Linked DNA regions of Homo sapiens: all the other regions are linked to region 3. A link is a loop called in an ENCODE intact Hi-C map of the cell type or tissue named here. Cell type or tissue: Caco-2. All regions are shown on one strand. Each heading gives the region's core, and the rest is flanking DNA. Links, peaks and the distances in the headings are about the cores only.

Evidence for each region. A loop is a pair of places that touch in the nucleus more often than their neighbours do. Peaks named below come from ENCODE experiments on the same cell type or tissue, not always from the same donor. Only the 100,000 strongest peaks of a DNase experiment are listed, where the experiment ranks them.
Region 1: a loop joins it to region 3, with 9 times the contacts of the local background. A loop is called at or near these places in 1 of 110 quality-filtered maps.
Region 2: it touches region 3 in a loop (14-fold over the local background); 1 of 110 quality-filtered maps calls a loop at or near these places.

Annotation. Positions count from the first base shown.
Region 1 is chr6:147,706,986-147,714,506 of GRCh38, reverse strand. It overlaps a transcript of SAMD5 not described here. Among named protein-coding and RNA genes, the nearest start is that of SAMD5, 200 kb to the right of the region's middle. In Caco-2, for the core only: no CTCF peak of the experiment used is centred there; DNase peaks (open chromatin) are centred at 4,596 and 4,896.
Region 2 is chr6:148,100,854-148,108,374 of GRCh38, reverse strand. No RefSeq gene overlaps it. Among named protein-coding and RNA genes, the nearest start is that of SASH1, 240 kb to the left of the region's middle. In Caco-2, for the core only: no CTCF peak of the experiment used is centred there; DNase peaks (open chromatin) are centred at 4,074 and 4,744; H3K4me3 peaks cover 504 bases.
Region 3 is chr6:147,970,445-147,977,965 of GRCh38, reverse strand. No RefSeq gene overlaps it. Among named protein-coding and RNA genes, the nearest start is that of SASH1, 370 kb to the left of the region's middle. In Caco-2, for the core only: no CTCF peak of the experiment used is centred there; a DNase peak (open chromatin) is centred at 3,955.

The DNA.
Region 1 (7,521 bases), core at 2,232-6,231, 260 kb after region 3:
AGAAGGACCTCAATATATAAGTCAACACCATGCTCATCACTCACTCCTCCATAGAAGGAGGAGAAACTTAACTGACTGACAACTGTGGAGAAGAAGCAGGACGTGCTTCTCCAGCCCCTTCTGGAACTCTCTTTGGGATGCCTTCCCACAGAGTGCATGATTTTCTTCCAATTTCTGCCAGACCATAGACTTAAGAGATACAGCTCATGACTAAGTCAGAAAGTCTATTTGGAAGCCCAGTGTTGCCAGCCAGGCAGTTCACATCCTCCAGTTTACTCTTCAGTAATAAAAAAGCAGACCAAAATACCTACCTCTGTCTGACTTCCATATCTGTCAATTGGCTCCTAGTGAGGTGGGAGGGGGCCTATTTAGTATCGTCACTGAACTTCACTCAACACAATCTCAGTGGGCGAAGGTGCCCATTATTTTCATAACCATTTAATATAAACTTTATGTTCTTTTAGGGCTGTTTTATTTTACTGTTAAGTGGAGTCAGTTAATTCCACAAATGCACAGAAGTAAAAATACAGACCTGTTTTGAGAAGAAGTTCTAAAAACACATCTCAATACATATTTCTTCATAATTTATAGGAAGGGAGGGATGAGGAAGGGACAAGAGGAGAGGAAAGAACAGAAGAGGAAGGAGATGAAAGGGGAGGCAAGGGAAGAGTAAGGGAGGAGAGAAGAGGGGAAAACTGACTACAGCTTACCCTTGTCTCACCCTTTTCTTTGTCATACATACTACTTTTGCTTGGAAAGATAAAGAAATAGCACTGAATTTGGGTGACAGTTCTGTTCAGCTTCTACCCCATACTCTGTGTACAAGCCACCAAATATTATATCACCCTTGGGCCCTAGTTTCCCCCAAACACTCTTGGATAGACACTATGATCTCTTCTACCATTTAACTTTTTCCTGCTCCTACAGCTTATGCATGAGATTTCATGATACAGGGTCATTCCCTTTCCAGATGATGTTGGCTGACCCAGCTCTGCTGCCGCTTGCTTGCAATTCTCAGGCAGAATTTACCAAGAATGCAACATCCTAAGATAATGAGGAGGTATCCAGAACAACCCAGGTTATGTCCTCATTCTTCTTAGAACAAGATGTAGATGTTTTACAGCACTCGACTCGGCAAACCAAGTGGAACCCAGGGTATATAAATCAAGGGTATATACATTCAGGGTCCCAGAGCTGTAGTTTGAGTGTTGTCTCAGTGAACTCATGCAACTGTTAGAGAACCTTTGCATCCTTTGTTTTCTTCAAACATAGCAGAACAATTTTTAAATGTCAAAGTTGTATGTCAGGAAAGCTTGTGAGTTCTCTAAAAGACCAAGGATAGCAGAGTTTGCAAAACGCAGTCAACAAACAGGTATTGCTTTAAGAAGTGATGAGATTATCAAACACAAACATTCTTTCCTTTAAGTAGCAACATGCTTGACATCACAAGCTCTGGACCATGACTCAGGAGGTCTGATCTTTTGTTTCATTTTTGCTGTCAATTTACTGCTTGACTTTGAGAAAAAAATGCTTTGCATTCCCGATGGTTTGAATAATAGTTTATAAAAATGGATCATAATCACTAATAGGAACCAATAAACTGCTCCAATCCTTTTTGTATGAGTAGGATTATTTTAGTCTGCTATAACAAAATATCATAGACTTGGTGGCTTAAACAACAGACTTTTTTTTTTTTTTATAGTTCCAGAGGCTGGGAAGTCTAAGCCAGCAGATTTGGTGTCTGGTAAGGGCCCACTTCTTGGTTTGTAGACAGCCACCTTGCCTTTTCATTGTGTGCTCCCATAGCCTTTCCATGGCACATGCTTCTGCAGAGGGAGATGTCCCTCCCTTTCTGTTCTTAAAAGGGCACTAATCCCATCAAAAGAGTGCCACCCTCAAGATGCTATCTCAACTTATTTGTCTCCCAAAGGCCCCACCTCCAAATACAAGAACATTGAGGGTTAGGCCTTCAACACATGAATTTAGGGAAGAGGGAGAAGCAAACATTCAGCCCATAACATGAGTGGAGCGGAAAAAACATGGAGCTAGGTGACTTTAAGTGAATTACTGTAAGTCTCTGGGGATTAATTTCTCATCTGTAAAATGAGGAAAACTGGATGACAATTTTAACATCCATGTCTGTTTTAAAAGTCTAGAACACAAATAATATTCCTGGAAAAAAATAAATTGTTGTTTTTCTATATCCATTTGATGCTAGTATGTGTGAGTGGTGGCACAGAAGTGGGAGGTTAACTTTGTAAAGCTAAAACTCCAGAATGGCTTTCAAAATATAATTGAGTTGCTTGGCTGAAACTTTACATGCAGAATCAAAGTACACTTAGAAAATATAAAATATAGAAGATAGTATTGTGCTTTAGCTAGCTATAAAGGCCACAAAATATTATGCATTTTAATAACTATTATTTTTAAAAATTCTTATAGTTTCCAATCTCTAACTGATCAGACGAGAGACATTTTCTTCAAAAATTTCTTTATCTCCCCTGTAATGTCTCTTGGATTTCTGTAAGAAAATGCTCATTTCTTTGTCCCAAGGTACTGAAGATACATCTTAGCTTAAAAGATGGTTGGTGCAGACCTCTGAGTGGGCCCCTGGTGTTTATGTAAATAGGGCTTTCGATTGGCAAGCAATTAGCCATTCATGACATTTGACACTGTTACTAATGTCATCAGAGTATCTAATTAAGTGTACTTACGCACATGACACTCCATGATGTAAGGAACTCACAACACAAACATATTTCCCGGTTTCTGGATACCACAAACTTAATACTTCAGCTGAAATTCATTACAATCTGATTACAAATTCAGCAATGACCCCTTTGAAGAATGCAAACCACTATTTTCCAAGAAATTTAATTTGGCATTCCTAGCCTTTTCTTTACTCTCTGCAATATTTTCTACATCCTCAATTAAATGAATCAGCTCTGCTACAGCCACCGTTTATAGTGATTAACAAAAATAGGCCAGTGGGTTTGTTTTGAGCTTCTTTCTATTTCAGCCTAAAGTGCAGGAATCTTGGCTAATGAGAAGCAGCTGAGAATTAGAGCGGCCTGGCTTGATCAAGACTGTGGTGAATACACCAGGTGATTATATGACATCTTTATCTGTCCCATGATATGGCTAGAAATGGGACAGGGAGCACAGGGTCAGGTTGGGGGATCAGGCAGATCTGCATTCAAATCCCAGTCCCACAACCTACGAGCTGTGAAACCCCTGACAATGGGCTGAACTCTCCGAGGCCCACTTTCCTCATCTGTAATTAGAGATAATAATTCCTGCTTCAAAGAGCTGTCATGAAGATTTAATGAAAGAGACTGGTAGGATAAATAATAAGTTCTCCATTAATACCAATTCCTTCTCTCTACAACACCCTCCCACTTCTGATACTTTCCATTGCCCCCTTCCTTCCCTTCCTTCCTTCCTTCTTTTCCTTCCTTCTTTCATTTTCCTTCCCTCCTTCCTTATTTCCTTCCTTCCTTTATTTTCCTTCCCTCCCTCCCTCCTCCCCACCTTCTTTCCTTCCTTCATCACACATATTCTTTTATAATTTGACACTAGCTAGGTAGTGTATATATAACAGGCACAAGACACTGTTTCTCCCTTCAAAGTACTTACTATCCGGTGCAGGAGACAAGTAACAAGTATAGTAGTCCCCCTTATCCAGGGGGGATACATTCCAAGACCCCCAGTGGATGTCTGAAACCATGGAGAGTACTGAACCCCATATATACTGTCTTTTCCTATATAAAACATACCTATGATAAAGTTTAATTAATAATTTAGGCACAGCAAGAGGTTAACAATGATAAAATAGAACAACTAACAATTATAGCAATATGCCAGCATCATTACTCCTGCACTTTGGGGCCATTATTAAACAAAATAAGGGTTCTTTGGGCACCAGCACTGTGATGCTGCCACAGTCAATCTGATAACCGTAACGGAGTGGGCCACCAAGTAACTAACAAGCAGGGAGTGTCTACAGTGTGGCCATGCTGGACAAAGGCACGATTCACATCTTGGGTGAGATGGGGCCAGACAGGGTTAGATTTCACCACATTTCTCAAAATGGCATGCAATTGAAAACTTATGAACTATTTATTTCCAAAATTTTCCATTGAATATTTTTGGACCACAGTTAACCATAGGCAACTAAAACCTCAGAGAGTGAGCCCAAGAATAAGGGCGGGGTAAGTGTACTTTCAATACAGTAATACATACGGGGTGGGTAGGAGGAGCACATGGAAGTAACATTCAACCCAGTCTCATAGCAGGGAAAGTCTAGATTGAGCTGATGGAGAGCAGTAGGTGGCTAGATCAAGAAATCTAGATGTCAGAGAGCTTGTTCACAACAGGAACATCACATGCAAAGGCCCGGAGGCATGAGAAAGCCTGCAACTGCAGGTATTTCTGACTGACTGACAACAGGCACAAAAAGGTAGTTGCAGGAAATGAATTTGGAGGTAGACAGAGGCCTGATCGTAAAGCACTTTGTAGACCTCACTGAGGGATTGAAACTTTATATGGAGGGTAATCAGGGGTGACTGCACAGTTTTAGGCAGAAGCGGCAAGACACAATTGTGCTTTAGAAGTATGGTGGAGGAGGTATAGCAGTTAAGATAGCGAGGCCACAAATGAAGCCTTTGAAGTCCTCCAGAGAAAAGATGATGGGTACCAGAAGGGGAGTAGTTAGAATTTTTATTATCTCCTCTTGGAACTGAGAACAGCCTCAGGAACTTCTGAGAACTTTTGAGCTAATCAAATAAGCTTATCACTTTTTCCACTGTGCTGGGTGTTAACAGTTTATAAGCACGAGTGAATACCTGCTGTTATCACTTGTGTATTTCCTTTGTGACTCATGGTATTTAAGCTACAGTTAGGTCCAGCTAATGACTGCTGTGGAGTCACCTCTCTGGGTGGTGACCAATGTCTTCTTTCTGTGCCAGGAGAGCACTCTTTACAGAATTATCTTAAAACCAAACCAAAGCAAAACAAAACCCTGATTAGCCTTCTAAAGAATCAATTTGATTATGGTTTAATTTTATGTTTGTGTGGAGAGGGAGAATAGTTCACAAAATAAAACTCCCCCACCTACATGACCTTCCCTAACTGCTGCTATGACTTCGGAAGAACTATTAGTGTTTAACAAAACATGTTGCATCAAAGTAGCTGAAGGGCAGAGTAGTTAGAGAATCCTAATATCTTAAGAGATTTGCCAATCCTGACATTTTTATAAGAAATCCAGGCACCTAAGAAATTACTCAAAATTATAATTTTACCAAACTTCAAATTAGAAAGAATTATTCTTCAAAGGTACAAAATAGGAAAATAATACTTATTTATCTTGAAGAATAGCTTGCAAATAAAAGAACTTTCTTTAAGTTAAAAAGGGTAACTTGGCATGTAAAGCTGATATTTAAAAAAATGTTCCCTAGATCCACATAAATACAGCCACCGCTGATTATTCAGAGAGGAGTATGAGTGAATAGCAGGAGGCAACATTTTAACACTGGCAATTTTTAAAATTATTTGGGCTTGCACTATTTCTTTGCCAGAAAGCAATGAAGTGCGAAACCAATCCAACAAAACCAGACAGACTGGGACACCACTGCTTACATATTTTTACCAAGCATTCAACTTGCAGACACCATCTGAACCCTATGGTTCAAAATCATAAATCCTTCTGTGAGGCTCATTTGTTATTATTTGGGCTCATTTATCATCCCCAAAAGACAACCACAAAGAAAAACACAATTGGATACAGTCGATCCATAAATGCTCTTATGTTTGCAGGGGGCCTAATTTAAATAAAAAGAAACTTACCTGAATTTCCTTCCAAACCTAACTTCCACATCTACCCAGGCTTTAAGGATTCAAATATATTTCTAGAAATATTTCCACTTCTGTTCCCTTCTCTAGCTCTGATCATTTTATCAAGCTCCCATTTGCTGAGTGTCTTTATGCACCATAAGCTCTTCACAGTGTCTGATCTATTTACAACTGGAGTGTAAGGTAAGTTGTATTCATTTGCAAGGGCTGCCATAACACAGTACCACAGACTGGGTGGCTTAAACAACAGAGATTTCTCATAGTGAAAGGAGAGGCTGGAAGTACAGAATCAAGGTGTCAACAGGGTTGGTCCCTTCTGAGGGTTGTGAGGGAAGGAACAGCTCCAGGCCTCACTCCTTGGCTCGCGGATGGCCGTCTTTTTCCTGTATCTTTATGATGTCTTCCTTCTGTCTATGTTTGTGTCTAAATGTCCTCTTCTTCTGAGGACATGAGTCATATTGTATTAGGGCCCACCTGGCTGACCTGATTTTAACTTAAGTACCCTCCATAAAGACCATATCTGCAAATACAGTCACATTCTGAGGTTCTGGGGTTAGGATTTCAATGTATGAATTTGGGAAAGGAGATCTGGCACAATTCAGCCCATAACACAGGTATAATAGCCTCACCTTACAGGTGAGGAAATTTGGGTTTGGAAAGTCGGAGGCCAGAAAGATGGTAAGTTGTGAAGTGAATATTCTGGATCTTTTTGATTGCAAAGAGCTCCTACTCCCCACCCTAAATTGCTCCCTAACCTTAACCCCACCCCATATCATATCTCAACCCCCTCATCCCCAGCCTCATCAGTGGTATTACTGATGAAGCAATCCAGAAAAATACTTTTCCACCAGAGGCAAGGAGAAAGGTAAACAAAAGCACACTGAATGCTTTTCTTCAGTATCTGTTTAGTATGGGGTGGTAATAAGCATCTTAGTCACAGAATGTAAGAAAACTTGACCCTGCAATCTAGGAGCTTTCAATTAATGACAGACCACACCAATGCAAACAAGTTCAAAGGACAGATGCTAAACTCTGAATGAATGTCTCTAGTAACTAAATAATGAAAATTTTACATTAAACACAAGCAAAGAGATAAGCAGGGCTGGGAGGAAGTTGAGGGTGTTTCCTATTTAGATCAGGCTGGTCTGAAGGAAATCTTCATCTCTCTTCCTGTGGGAAGGGTTTCAGGAGCCTCAGAGAACCACTCAGTTTTTCATTAATTCATTACTTTAACACCATTGCAGCCTTTCAACATTTTGTTCACCTTCACTGTCAGCAACATATTACTATTACAAACTCTGTAAACATGCTTCTGAACAAAATGGTGTATTCACAAAAAATTTTAATTACTTAAGTCATAAAAAATCAGTCTAGCATCAACTCTTCTGAAAGTTTGGTTCTATATTAAAACATAAAAATTAGCTGAAGAGACATCTTGCTAAGCTTCTCAGTCACTGAAGAGCAAGTCAAGAAGTCCACAATATTCTTACCAATATATAAACACTGGAAAATGTTCCTTCTAAGCATGATAAGGATGTGAACAACAGCACCTCTCTAATGACTAAAACTTCTGTTCCTCAAAAAACACATCATTAGCCAACAACTTTCTGGCAGAAGTTGCCTTTAATTGGCATTTGTACATAACCAAGTGTTAGTCTGTATTTACACCGT
Region 2 (7,521 bases), core at 2,232-6,231, 130 kb before region 3:
CTCCTCCCACACCTGATCCCATTCACGAGGGAAGAGCCCTTATAGTGTAATCACATCTTAAAGGCCCACCTTGTAAAACCGTCACATTGGCAACACCTGAATTTGGGAGGGAATCCATTCAAACCATAGCAGAAACTGTAGAGCTGAACGGAATTTCCCCAAGTGGACAAGGGCAGTGGAGAGGTGGGAGGGTGAGTGTGGTTATTTCTGGCATGTAAACATATGTGAAGGTATCCAAGTGAGAGACAGTGTGTCTTCAGAAACTGAAAGACTATGCAGTGTGATTACGCAGAGAGGGTGCCAAGAAGGATCACATTAGCATGAGTGGGAGCTTGGGGGCAGGTGACAAAGCCTTGCAAGCTAACATGAAGGAGTCTGGGTTTTAACCTGTGAACATCTGGAGTCAGTGAGTATTCTAAGCAGGTGAAACATGATCAGATTTCAGTGTTAACCAAAACCACACAGATACTGTGGATGTAGGTTGGAGGGGTAATCTGGAGGCACATGTACCAGATAGAATGAATGATGGATCCAAAAAGAGCAAAACGGGATGGAACAGAGAAGAGGGGTACAGGGGGAGGATTCAGAATCAAGAAGGCTTTGAGACTTACTGGATATGGGGTTGGGTTGAGCAAAAATGAGGAGGTGGTGATGACAACCTAAAAATGTTACCTTATTAAAACATTTGGCCTCTCAGTAGATCTCACACTTGAGTATGCATGAGAATCATTGGAATCCTTGTGAAAAATCTTGATTCCTGGGACATGCCCCAGATTAATAAAGTTGGGGAGAAGGACCAGAAACACATTATGAGCACTCCAGGTGATTCTGATGTAAGTCTACTTTGAAAACTATAGCAGGGTTGGGCACGGTGTATTACACGCCTGTAATCCCAGCACTTTGGGAGGCCGAGGCGGGTGGATCACGAGGTCAGGAGATCAAGACCATCCTGGTTAACATGGTGAAATCCCATCTCTACTAAAAATACAAAAAATTAGCTGGGCGTGGTGGCACATGCCTGTAGTCCCAGCTACTCAGGAGGCTGAGGCAGGAGAACTGCTTGAACCTAGGAGGCGGAGGTTGCAGTGAGCTGAGATCGTGCCACTGCACTCCAGCCTGGGTGACAGAGCAAGACTGTCTCAAAAAAAAAAAAAAAAAAAAAAAAAAAAAAAAAAAAAAAGGGAAACTACAGCAAAAAGTTTTTTCTTTTAATTTTTCCTTTTAAATAATTTGCAAATTACTACTCCCAATGAATAACTAGTAGGTAACTATGCACAATGAAGTGAACAAAAATATTTGATGGTAGCCATGGTAGACTATCTGTATGGTCCATATCTACCAATCTAGAATATGAGTGGTGGAGAAGCGGGACAACGAGGTGATTTCTATGAAAGAGCAGCAGAATTTAAGGGGTTGACATGGGAAGATAAATTAGTAAAGATAGGAAGGAGAGAGCAGCAAGAGAGGAAAGGCGAGGAAGGAGAGGTAGTAACTGTGGGGACTAACTCAGGAAGCTCTGCCCCAAAGAATGCAGGACAGCCACCATAGCACTGATTATAAGTTCTCAGGGCTGCCCTTTCAGACTGCAACATTATCTCCATCTATTTAACTTTTTAAAAATTAAAAATATATAATTCCTGAATAATACAAAGAAACAACATTCAGATTTCCTAATACCATGAGATTTTTCACAGGTTTAGCCAGGAAATCTAATTCGTACAAAGACTAAAGACGTGAATTCTGGGGATGCTACTGATAAGCATATTTAAAGATTATTATTTCTATTAGTTTAAACCATCAAAGCATTTTAAAAAGCCTCTAGAAATACTTTTATGAAAAGTATATGCACCTCTATTTAGAAATAAACATTTTCTTCTAAGATTAAAAACTTGCTCCCAGCTGCATCAATAAACCTGTCATAGTTACATAAGTCTAAGGCAGTAGGCAATTTGGAAACAGCTCACAAATTTCCTTCTTGAGCAATTTCTGATTAGCAAAAGTCTAAAGAGAGCTAGTGGATCAGCCTGCACAAAGCATTTGGAAGTGTGTATTCACATTCACTGATATCAAATGCATTATCCTGGAGGCAAGCTAGTGAAAACATCAGTGGGACTGAAGTGGGTTAAAAAAGAAAAACCTTTCAGAGATAAAAGCATCTTTAAAGTTTTCTGGAAAATTTAGTTACTGTCTATTGTACTTGAAACAAAATGAGAGTTAAAAATATTTCTGCCCCGAATCCCTATGGGACACCCATTACATTATATTGCAAAGTTTTATTGAATGAACTCCCAAGTGAATGTGGGTGGACCCAGATAATGACATCTCTTCATAGGTCACAAGGAGGTGAGAAGCAATTCTTGAATTTCAGAACTTCAGCAAAGTGTAGTCTAAATTGGAGTGGCCCAACACAGCAGGTTTGAGAGTAAATCTAAACAGGTCACCTCCTATACCAGTCTGTAGTTTAAAAATCCCACTAGGGGCAGATGAGTCAATTGCTTGAAACCTCTCATGTGGCTAGTGGTGTTTTGGGCCTTGCTGGAAGGTCTCTGAGTTTTACCTGCCTGATCTTTTTCGGCAGACCTAGAATCTTCCTTTCCCCCCATCTTCCTCCTTCTCCTCCATGTATCCCATCCTGGTGTTGTGACCTGAGTCTACTCTGCTCTCCAGCCAAGGCCCAAACTTCAGGACCTTGACTCTGGGTTCTATTCCTGTGACTGATGTACTTTCCACTACCAAGAGATTGGGTAGGAGTTTGGATAGAGTTTCATATGTATTTGCAATTAGATGTTGTAACAACATGTATTAATAAAACACGCTCTATATAGAAATAAAATGAAGAAGACATGTACATTTTATTATTAGATATTGCATGAGACAGTTAAAAATAATGAGATCCCACAAAAAACATGCTGGCTGAGGTGGCTCACTCTTGTAATCCCAGCACTTTGGGAGGCAAAGGTGGCAGGATCGCTCAAGCCCAGGAGTTTGAGACCAACCTGGGTAACATAGTGAAATCCCATCTCTACAAAAAATAAAAAATTAGCCAGGTGTGGTGGTGCATGCCTGTAGTCCCGGTTACTTGGGAGACTGAGGTTGGAGGATCACTTGAGCCCAGGAGGTCGAGGCTGCAGTGAGCTGTGATTGTACCACTACATTCCAGCCTGGGCAACAGAATGAGACCCTATCTCAAATAAATAAATAAATAAATAAATAAATAAATAAATAAATAAATTTGGCCTATGAATGGCTCTCATGCTTGTTAAAAAAAATAGATTCCTGTGCCTGTAATCCCAGCACTTTGGGAGGCTGAGGTGAGAGGATTGCTTGAGGCCAGGAGTTCAAGGCTGCAGTAAGTCATGATTGCAACATTGCACTCCAGCCTGGGTTATAGAGCAAGACCCTGCCTTGCTCTAAAAAAACAAAAAATAGATTTCTGAGCCCCACCCCCAGATTGGCGACATCAGTGGGGAGAACCAAGAAAGCATTTTTAAGGAGCATGGTAGTGCTTCTTAGGTAAGTCCACTTTGAAAAACGAAGCAAAAAGTGTTCCTTTAATTTTTCCATTTCAATGTTATGTAAATTACTATCCTCAGCTAGTCATTAGTAGATACTATGCACAAGTGAAGAGAACAAAAAAGTGATGCAGTATAGACGGGCTATGTATTTCTCCTTTGTGCCTTGTAAATAACCTCCTTTAGCTACTACATGAGCACAAGCAATGGACAAAGCTTTTTAGGTGGTCTGAGGAAAATCAGGAGTTTTCAACTGGTATATATTATTATAGCAAGGAAAGAGAAAATACATTATTTTTTCTACCCTGGCATTTATGTTTGACTAGGTATTAGCTAAAATAAGCAATTTGTTTTTGGTTGGGGGGTAGAATATAGCTTTTTGATTACCTAGAGTTTGTTCTTTTAGAGATAGACTGCTGGGGAGGTAAGATCTTATCTGTGGTAAAGAATGTATCTGAACAAAGAGCAAAATGAAATTCTAAGTTGTCTCCTAGCTACTGATCTTAGCTGGCATCTGAGAAATTCTGTAAATGACACTGGCCCCCATGCACTGACCCTGATATGCTAGCATGCGGAACATCAAAGGGGTGTGTGCACGCACACTAAAGGGGAAAAAACTCTTAAACCCTAAGGGGTTGAGTTCTATTTTTGAAAAACAACTTTGATGAAAAGCCCATAAAATTACGTAAAACTGGGATCATTTAAAAGTTGGGAAAAACTATCCCTGGTTGTCCTAATTTCAAATAATGACTTTTTTTTTTCATGCTAAACATACAGCCTATGGGATTCTGGGTTTCTGTCCCCCTCCAAATAAAGTAGAAAACAGATTCTCTTACCTTTTTTTTTTTTTTCTTGTTCTTGGCTTCTAAAGCTCTGCTTGTTAAGTGAACTTCTGAGCTTATGAGAAAGATAAAAGCCTTTTTCATGTGAGGTAGAGGGGAAAGTGGTAGGGAACGACCAGGAAAATGTTATTACTAATAACCTGCCCAAATTAGGTAAGCACAGGGGGTGAACGAAAAGATCTGATAATTATTTTTTTCTAAGTAAAAATTTAATGGCTGCAAAGGGAAAGACCAATGAATTGAATGGGCAGTGAGTCTAGCTCCTAACTCGCATTTAAGAAATGTTTTATAATGATGGCGGTTGCCTACGTGAATGCCCGCCCACTGCAAGAATGAAAGTGAATGAAAGTGAATGAAATCCCTTAGAAGACCTTTGATCAGGCGCTATTCCCTGACAGAAGTCAGCTTGCACCGAGAAAGAAACAATCCATCCTGATGAGGGTAGGGTGATGGCTACCAATACTCAATTAGACAAAAGGTGACACCCAGGGGTTTATAATTCTCGAGGCGCCCCAATTAATTTATGTAGCTGCTAGTGTGTGTCAAGCTGAGGTGGGAGTTAAAATTTTTTTAAATGTATTTCTTCTCAATAGTATTCATATTTATTAATGTTCATTTGGTAATGTTATTCCCCTGCAGAGAAAAGGAAACGTGTTCATCTTAGCATTTTTGCCTACTTCCTCTTCCTTTTCTCCTTGTTTTAATTAACAATTGCTCAGTGCCCTGAGGGCTGTCATTAATTAAAAGATTTTTTTAAAAAAAAATCCTTCAGGAATAAGAAGAACTGATATTTTCTTCTTTTTAAACATGAAAGTGGTTTTAAGATTTATTTTGTAGTGAGTTTCTCTCTTTTAATGTTCCTCTCCTTGTGATTACACGTATTTCCAAAAGATTCAGTTGTTTTTATGCAACTATAGGAGTTTTCAATATAGGAAATAAAATCTCTTGATGTTTTATTAATTCATGCTTTCCTTAGGGTTTGGTAAAAGAGCTTTTACACCATGGGAATGATGCTTTAATAGAAAAGAATATAAACATTAGTAACTCTTATAATTGGGAAAATGCACGGTTTGGTAGTTTCTTTTTTCCATTGTTTAAGAAAAAGGTAAAGATGTGCTTGGGAGTAAAAGAATTCACTGATGAAGGCAGATGGAGGAGATAAGTAGTAAGTATGTATGCCTTGAAGCCATCAGGCTGTGACTTACACTATCTAATTACTATTTTGACCACTGATAGAATTTTTTCTCCCTTTAGTCTACGAAAAAACAGATTAAATAAGAGACTATAAAGGGACTAAAATGATTCCAAAGGTGGCTTAATGAAAAAAGAATAAAATGTTCTGCAGTTTTATGGAAGGTTATAAACCTTATGAAGTGAGCCGTTTTCTGATGATAAAATGCTGCTGGAAAGGCGGTCCAGAACCTTCCCCGACACAGGAGAACAGTCTCTTTCAGTACCAAGGTCATCAGGAGAGGCTTACAAATATTTTATCACTGCTCAAATCCCTTTTGTTGCAGTTTCTGAACTCCACTTCTCATGTTAAAATATCAATGCAAACCGTAGGAATTAATTTAAAAAATAATTTGTGTTTGAATTGAATTATAAAAGCCAGTTTGTCTTTATTGAGGCCTCTTGGTGGGAAATCCTTAGTGAATCGGTAGGTTTTTTCTTCAGTTCCTCTTCTCCTTAGCCTTTTTCGGGATGTGATAAACCCACACTCCAACCTTTTTCAGCAACACCAGCAGACACACACTTTTCAGTGCAGTCATTTCTAGTTAATTATCCGTCAACTCCGCTCAGCACATTCCTCTCCTTTTCCAAATGTGGGCCACTGCATGGCTCCCTATTGGCCCACTCTGATCTCCTCTCTCTATAGTCTATTCTTCAAAAACTTTGGCCACAAATGATTATTTGGTCAACGCTGTGGCAAATAATCCTAAATACAAATAATTAATCCTGAATTTGTGCACTTCTTGACCTTTTGATTTAAAATACCTTTAAAATCATGAAAGCAAGGCTGGGCGTGGTGGCTCACGCCTATAATCCCAGCACCTTGGGAGGCCGAGGTGGGCAGATCACTTGAGGTCAGCAGTTTGAGACCAGCCTGACCAACGTGGTGAAACCCCATCTCTACTAAAAATACAAAAAAAAAAAAAAAAAAAAAAAAAGCCAGGTGTGGTGGTGTGCACCTGTGATCCCAGCGACTCAGGAGGCTGAGACAGGAGAATCACTTGAACCTGGGAGGCGGAGGTTGCAGTGATATGAGATCATGCCACTGCACTCCAGCCTGGGTGACAGAGCTAGACTCTGTCTCAAAAAAAAAAAAAGTTATGTTTACACTATACTATAGTCTAAAAGTGTGCAATAGCATTATATCTAAAAAAGCAATATATAGACCTTAATGAAAATGCATTATTGCTAAAAATGCCAATGATCATCTGTGCCTTCAGTAAGTCACAATCTTTTAGCTGGTGGAGATCTTGCTTCGATGAGTCCCTGTCACCCAGGCTGGAGTGCAGTGGCGCGATCTCGGCTCACTGCAACCTCCTCCTCCTGGGCTCAAGTGATTCTTCTCCTGAGTAGCTGGGACTACAGGCATGCGCCACCACGCCCAGCTAATTTTTCTATTTTTGTAGAGATGAGGTTTCACCATGTTGGCCAGGCTAGTCTTGAACTCCTGACTTCAAGTGATCCATACGCCTCAGCCTCCCAAAGTGCTGGGATTATAGGCATGAGCCACTGCGCCCGGCCGACAATTTCTTAAAGTAAGACAGCAATGAAGTTGCTGCATTGATGGACTCTTCCTTTCACAGAAGATCTCTCTGTAGCATCTGATGCTGTTTGATAGCATTTTACTCACGATAGAACTTCTCTTGAAATTGGAGTCAATCTTCTGAAACCTTGCTCCTGCTTTTAAACTAAGTTTATGGAATGTTCTAAATACTTTGTTGTCATCTCAACAATGTTCACAGCATCTTCACCAAGAGTAGATTCCATCTCAAGAAAACACTTTCTGGCCAGGCATGGTAGCTCACAGCTGTTATCCCAGCACTTTGGGAGGCTGAGGCAGGAGGATCACTTGAGCCCAGGAGTTCACGTCCAGACTGGGCAACATGGTGAAACCCCCGTCTCTACAAAAAAATACAAAAATTAGCTGGGTGTGGTGG
Region 3 (7,521 bases), core at 1,860-5,859:
CTACAGGAGAGAGAAAAAGAGAAATTTTAACGAAGCCCCTTAGTTCAGGGCAAGGCATCAGGCTTCCCCTTTACCTGCCCAGCGGCTGTAGGAGGCTGAGGGCCCTGGGTGTTCTGAATGCTTGCTCCGAACAAACAAGAAAGGTCTAATCTTCCTGTGGAGCCAGCATGTTCAACAAGCGACCAAAGCAAACTCAGGTGAAGACATTCTTCCGGCTACCTCTCCGCCCCATCATCTCCAAATCAAACGCTTCTTTCTTGTGCGTGCTTCTCCAGAGAGCAGTGCAGCCAGCAGACAGAGACCAGGATTTCTTACACAGCCACTGCTGGATACTGGGCGAAGTCAGCCTCACAGAGAATCTATGTTATCCTGTGCTGACTGTGTCAATGTGCTTTTCTTAGTCTGTATCACTTAAATAACCTCTACTGACATCAAGATGTCTAATTTGTAGTCAATCAGCCACTTCCCTGGTTGTAGATGAAATCGGTCTACATATTCCCACTTGCTACAGGTTGGCGTCACATAGAAATAAGCATCCTCCTCTCATCTATGGGTCGGGGACAGGGCAAAAAGTTCTCATCATTCAATCCCTTATTGCCAAAAGCCTCAAACACCATTCTTTGCTCTCAGCTTCTGCCCTTTGAGCACGAAGATGAGATCTACCCCAAGTCTCCTCTGTTGACTTCCAAGCAGTCACTTGAAAGAAGCCTTATCTTAATTAAGTCAAAACCCCTAGTTGTCCTTGACCAGGCTATGCCAAAAGCACACTGTTAGGCTAGCTTGTCCTTTAGTGTAACCTGCCTTGAAAGAGGAAGCTGTTTAGAGGTCCAGAGAATACCCTTCCTTGTCTCTAAGATTGACTTAAGATTGTTTTAGAATTGATCGGAACGAGAACACAAAGCTGTAGAATCATACTATGCTCCATTTGGAGAAAGTTGGAAAGCTTTCAGAAGTGTTGATTTGAAGAAGAAAACATCTTTGGGTGCAAATATTTAAATATAACACTTTTTTTCTAAGTGATTTATAGTTCTTAGCCTTTCATTGAATTATTATTTCCATTTTATAAATGAAGAACTTGAGGCCTACTTTCTTCTATATTGGCACTACTGGGTTGGGAATGTGCCCGTTGGCACTGTGGGAAGACTGGCAGCTGCCACTTCAATCTGGTGGTAGGCTCTGGAAGACTCAGCCTTCGGGCCTCCAGTTCCACTCTTGGTTGGCTAAAGAATTATCCAACGAATCTTCCTCTTTCTCTGTCCTGAACCTTCCCTTCTAACAGTATAGGTTTTCAGAAATCTGATACTCAGTCCAAAAGAGCATCCTTTTGGAGGAGAATCAAGGCGTTAGACACCACGATTTGAGCCACTGGAATGACAGCCAATTGACAATTTCTAGAGATTTTGTGAGCTGCTTGACATCAGATTGGTAGTTGAAAATTGGCTACTTTGAAAATATTTACACCACAGGTATCAGCAAATGCTACAAATTGGATCTTCCTTCTTATCCCAGGATCCAGCTGTTCAACAGTTAATAGCACACCACTGAACAGAAATACAGCAAATGAGATAAGAAAGGCCAAAAATGGAGAGTCTCCATCCCTAGATGCTCGGAACCACATCTATCTGAGGAAAAACCAGAAAATTCCTTTACAAGCCAATAAACAAAAAAAAGCAGATGTGACCAGATTGGTCCATTTTTAATTCTCGGCATCATGGTGCATTTTAGGCTTATTTTTAAAATTTTTACAAAAGTAGTAAATGAATATATTCTCATTGCAAAAATCATTGAAATAATATAGAAGTATATGGAGTAAAAAAAAAAATCCCTTTCCATCACCTTCCCATTTACACTGCACTTCCCAGAGAGTTCCTCGTCAGTTGTGTGTACCCTTCCAGTTTTTATTCTATGCACCCTACAAGCACATGCACACACACATCCACATATTTATATGCACTCCTCTGCATTTTGTACTCTTATAAAATCTAGTCTGGTGAAGGTATTCAAAGACGCTGTTCCAACCTACAATCACCAAACCTCTTCCCATTAACTGAAGCTCATTCTCATTTGAGCAGAGATGATTTCTGCTCACTGCACATTTACTCTATTACCATTAATGCTTAAGGACACGCTTGAAAAATTCTGAAATATGTGATAAACTGGTATATTTTTGGTTCCACGATAAAATGCCCACTTCAATGCTGTCTATAGACCTCCCCATCATTCCAAACATAAATTAGCAACAAATCACTTGAAGAAAATATAATGACAGAGATAATAGGCTTCATATGTAAAAATCAATTATTATGAAACATTTGGGGGCTACTTTATATAAATGCCTCATAAAATTGGTTTTATTTATTGATATTTCAGGAAAACAACTATGTATTTGAGATGCCAATTATATTGTTGAAAAATATTATTAATTGCCTGGTGTAAAATAGGATCATCATCTCACATGATATAAATCATGGAAAGTATTTTAAAAACTGTAAAGTGCTACACAAATAGTAGCTACTGATGGCCTGCATAAAACAGATAGTTGTTCTTTCTTTTTTTGCATATATTATTAAATGGGCTGTATATCGAGCGTGCATTCCTTATGCTTTGCCATGTTTCACACGATTTTCTCCATGTAAATGTTTATTCCTAACTCAGCGAGCAATTGTTGTGCATTATGCATAAGCCTTCAACTTTCAATATTCAGATAACTTAGAATTTCTATATATAATTTAAATTCCCTTCAGACAAATGACTCTCAATACATTTCAGTTAAATACTGCTAATTCTCAGGTTATTCAGGATAGGAAGAGTGGGCTTGGCAAGAACAATTCAAAATAGCTGATAATGCCCATGCATTTTTCAGGATGTGCCACATCTGTCCCGTGTGGATCTGAATAATCAAGCATTATGTTAAGACTGATTATTTCCCCTGTGGCCATGTGAAGTCCCCTGGCAGACACACATCTTCCATTTCCTCCTCGGTGTTCTGTGTTTGGCTTAGCACAATCCACTAAACACTATTAAATGAATAACTGTGAAGGTAATAAAAACAATAACCAAACCATTAAATGTACTGAAGTCCATTCAAACATGTAGGGTCACTTGACATTTCTTTTATTCAAAGGCTATTTCCTAAATGTCCCAGTGACCATTGAGCATTTGTTTCACATCCTCATGCTGCTAGTGGCATCTACATTTAATGTCAAAATAGCCACCTACTCTTCAAATAGAGCGACCGCTGTAGCTCCAAATCTTATAGCCTTAGGAAATGGATGCAAGCATTGATTTGATAGACTGAAGTTTGTGCTTTTCCCCCTGTTAAATAAGCTCACCCTTTGGTAGCAGGCACTTAAGGGATTCCCCAAATATTTGCACACATTTCTGTCAGATAGCATCACCGTCACCACATGATTTAAACAAGCATGTATTCATCACACTTAAACCAGATGTCATCTGAGTAGATGAGAAATGAATCATTTGCTCCTGAGAGCTTGTTTATTTCTGGCAACACTTTCCAGCAGGGATTGTATAAATGAACAAAACAATTTTCTCATATCTCGATATGAGGATGAAAGTCCAAATACTACAGGAATAAGCTTTCCTCCAAGGTGGTGTTCCTTCAAAACAGACTGTCTTTTCCCTACAAAAAAGGGACGTGTGACTTCCAGTCTTGGGGATGGAATCTCTCTTTGTGGCCACCTCCAACATAAAGAATCATTTCCATTGATTAAAGAGTAGCTTCCACCAACCAAAATGTGCCAGGAATGGTGGGCTCAGCATTTTGTTAACTTATCTCATTTAATCCTCCCGACAACTTTGGAACAGGTATCTCCTCTCCATTTTACAGCTGAGGACACAAAGCTATAGAGAGAAGCTGAGTAAATTGCTCACGGATTTCCAAGGATTAAGTATGAGACAAATCAGTGGTTCACGCCAGGGCTTTTGACTTCAAAGCCTGTGCTACACTGCTTGAAGTCTCAGATTCTGGGCTGATAACCTTTTGGAGCCTCCTGTTCCTTATTTGTCGGATTAGGGAGTTGGGCAATAGAATAACTAAGAGTCTCTCCAGTTTTAGAATTCTAAAAAAAATGTGAGCACTTCCCACCATATAAAACAGTTTATATCACATTTTTGGTCAGTTTGCACACATTCGTAACCTACATCTTATAAATATGCAGGAGGTTAGCCTGTCAATAAATAAAATACATCCTGGTGGTTTTCCAGTTTGATTACAATTCTTAGACAAGAAAACAGATGGCAACAGCCTTTGTAGCGCAAAACCTTGGGAATCAAAAAAATTTGTAAATTTCATTTTCTGAGTAAGTTAGGCCAAATGATCAGGGGAACACTATGTGGTTCTAAGTGCCATGGAGAATTATCACTAGGGTTACTTTACAGTTCCTGAGGCAACTGAATGGCTTAAAATAATGACTCTTCTAATAATGAGGATAGAACAAGAAAAGAGAGATGGTGAACAAATGATTGGTGAGGACTGCCATTCTGCAATATTAAGGTCTTCTTGATAAATCCTATAGATTCAGGCTAGCTCCCAGGTCAGAAGGTCATGATTCAGTGGCCAGAGGAACTGCGGTGTCAACTTTAAATGATATCTCTCCCTGCTACGGACCTGGGAAGAGGTGGCATTTAAAGAAAAATATAAAATATCACTGATGCCCTATATGCTTATATCATCACCTGCTTCTTTCCTTTGAGGGTGAGGATGTAAAGATCAGAGGACCTAATCCATATAGAGTTGGCTGGCAAATGAAAGACCTTCCAAGAGCCACACTAGCGATAAGGAAAATGTGTGTCCCTTTCAGAAGCTGTTGCAATCTAATTTATTTCCTCCCCATGATGTGCCATAGATTTTAGAGTGCTCTTCTTTTTTCATATTCAACTAAGAATGTCCTCCTCCTCAATTTTGAAGATATCTCCCTATGGGATAAATTGCTGTTGATCAGAAAAAGTTTTCTAAAAGTTAATATAATGTTACAGAGTACATATGAACAGAGGCTGTGAAGGTAGCATTTATGTCAGGGTGGTAAGATTATAGGAGAATTTATTTCATGTTTTATATTTCCATTGATATGGCAATAATATTGTTTTAATCATATATGCAGATGTTGAGGTGGGAAAAGCTAACATGATTAATGTAAGTTGATTGGTAACAACATAACTCCCACACGTGGCTCGCCACAAGCAAAAAGTAAGTCCCTATTCTGTGTGCTCTCTGGGATCACCCATGGGAAGGATCTGAATTTCTGACAGTCTTAAATGTGACAGCAGCCTTTTAGCATGTAGACGAGTGCAGTAATTTGGCAGCAAACTCAAGACTCATGCTCACCAGACTGGTAGATCAGAAATAAATCACAGATGTCACACATGTTCTCTTAGAAGGGAGAGAATTGATAAGGTGCCAAATCCCATCACACCCACGCCGTTCTTGTTCCAATTGATAGAACCTCTCACCCTTGAAATTCTGACAAGTACTATTAGGGAAAGAGACTCTAACTCATATCTCTTCCTGACTCTTTATCCATCTTTCCAAAGAGTGTCTATCTGAGCTCAGTCTCAGGCTCATTTAATTATGACATCTGAATCAATACTTCATGCTAGCCCCAGACTGCACTGGCCTGCTTGGCAGTTTCCAATATCCAAGACAGCCCTTCTAAAAATGTTCACCTTCTTATTTGAAAATAAGGTACCTGCCTTGCCATTGGGTTTCTTTATTTATTTTTAATTTTGAAATCAGTCATTACTTATAGGCCTTGCAAGATTTAACATATGTTTCCAAAAGCAAATATGGCATTTTCTGAACTCAGATTCGCTTTCTGCCTCTGAAATGCTAAGCCAGAGACCACAGAAATGGAAATGAAACTAACACCAATTTAAATAAATTACAAGCTGACAACAATCTGCCTCAGTGATGTTTTAAATGAAATGTATTAACTGCAAAAATATCAGAATGCCTTGGGCTATCTTAAGAGACTCCATTTTGACACTGGGGTAGGTTTTTAGATATCTACATATAAAGGAACATAACATGAGGGAGGTTTAGAAATAAAAAAGGTTGCTCAATAATGGTTTGTTCTTAGTCTGTTCTGTCTGCTATAAAAAATACCATAAACTATGTAGCTCATGAACAGTAGATTTATTTCTCATAGCTCTGGAGGCTGGGAAGTCCAAAATCAAGGCAGATTCAGTATCTGGTGAGCTCTCACTTACTGTTTCGTAAACAGTCATCGTTTTCACTATGTCTTTACATGGCAGAAGGGGCAAGGAGGTCTCCTTTATAAGAGAATTAATCCCATTAATAAGGGCTCTATCTTCATGACCTAAACACCTTCCAAAGACCCCATCTCCCAATACCATCACTTTGGGTATTAGGATTTCAATATATGAATTTCAACTTATGAATAAGATCAATTTATCTACTCATATTTATTGCACCAATCAGGTTCCAAATCTAGCATATTATGCTGAGGTCAGAATGTCTGTACATTCTGTATTCAAAGAACAGCTGTGGTTATGCTCTTAGAGCATAGGTACTGGCCTAGAATCAGAACACTTAAGAGTTGTCCTTGATCATCAAATCTGCAAGCTTAATGCAAATCACCTGGAGTCTCAATTTCCTTGTCCATCAAATATTCAGAGGGAGAGAGATCCTAGGATGTTGAACCTTTAAGTTGGAAAAGTCTGTGATTATAAGAACATCTCAACGGTGCATGCTTAGCCCTTAAAATGTTCATCAAGGAATTTTGGTCCTTTCTATATGTCTAGGCCTCTAGGTGGCTCCAAGCTACAGGCTTATATGTGTATATAAGGTAAAGTCCTATACATGTCTCTAAGGTATAGGCCCCTAGAAGTCTATGTACATGGTTATAGATCTATATATATCTATCAAAGATCAGCTTCTAAGGGCCTAAAAGCTGCAAGCCAATATGTGTCCATAAAGTGTAGGCCTAGGTATGTCTACAATGTTTAGACCTAGGTGTGGCTATAAGGTATGAGGTAATGCTTGTCTGTAAGGTTTAGGTTCATATAAGTCTCAAATGTCTTGATAATGTCCCAAAGGGAGTCGAGGAATTAGTTAAATTACCTTGATAAGATTTTATCTAGTTTTTGGACTAAAGATAAACTCTACAATTATACTATGAGGAATAAAAAAGACAGGAACAAACAATCATGCACATACATATACATATATAAAATTATTTCTTGGAAATATAAGGAAGAAGTCTGTACAAAATACAGATTTAATAATAAGTAAGTTCTTTTCATTGTTGGGAATTGAAAAGGAAAACATATAAAATCTTTTTAATGAAGCTTTGTAAGCTGTTAAATCAAAATCAATGGTTTGGTGACTGTTTTTAATGCTCCTAACAAAAAGAAAAAAAAACTCTTTATATCTTTCCCCTGTTAGCACTTAGTCTTACTGCCACTGGCAGGACTTAAATTCTTTAAGCTTAGCCTTGTCCTAAAGGAGAAATAGCCATTATGATTTGTTGCCTTTGGGAATGA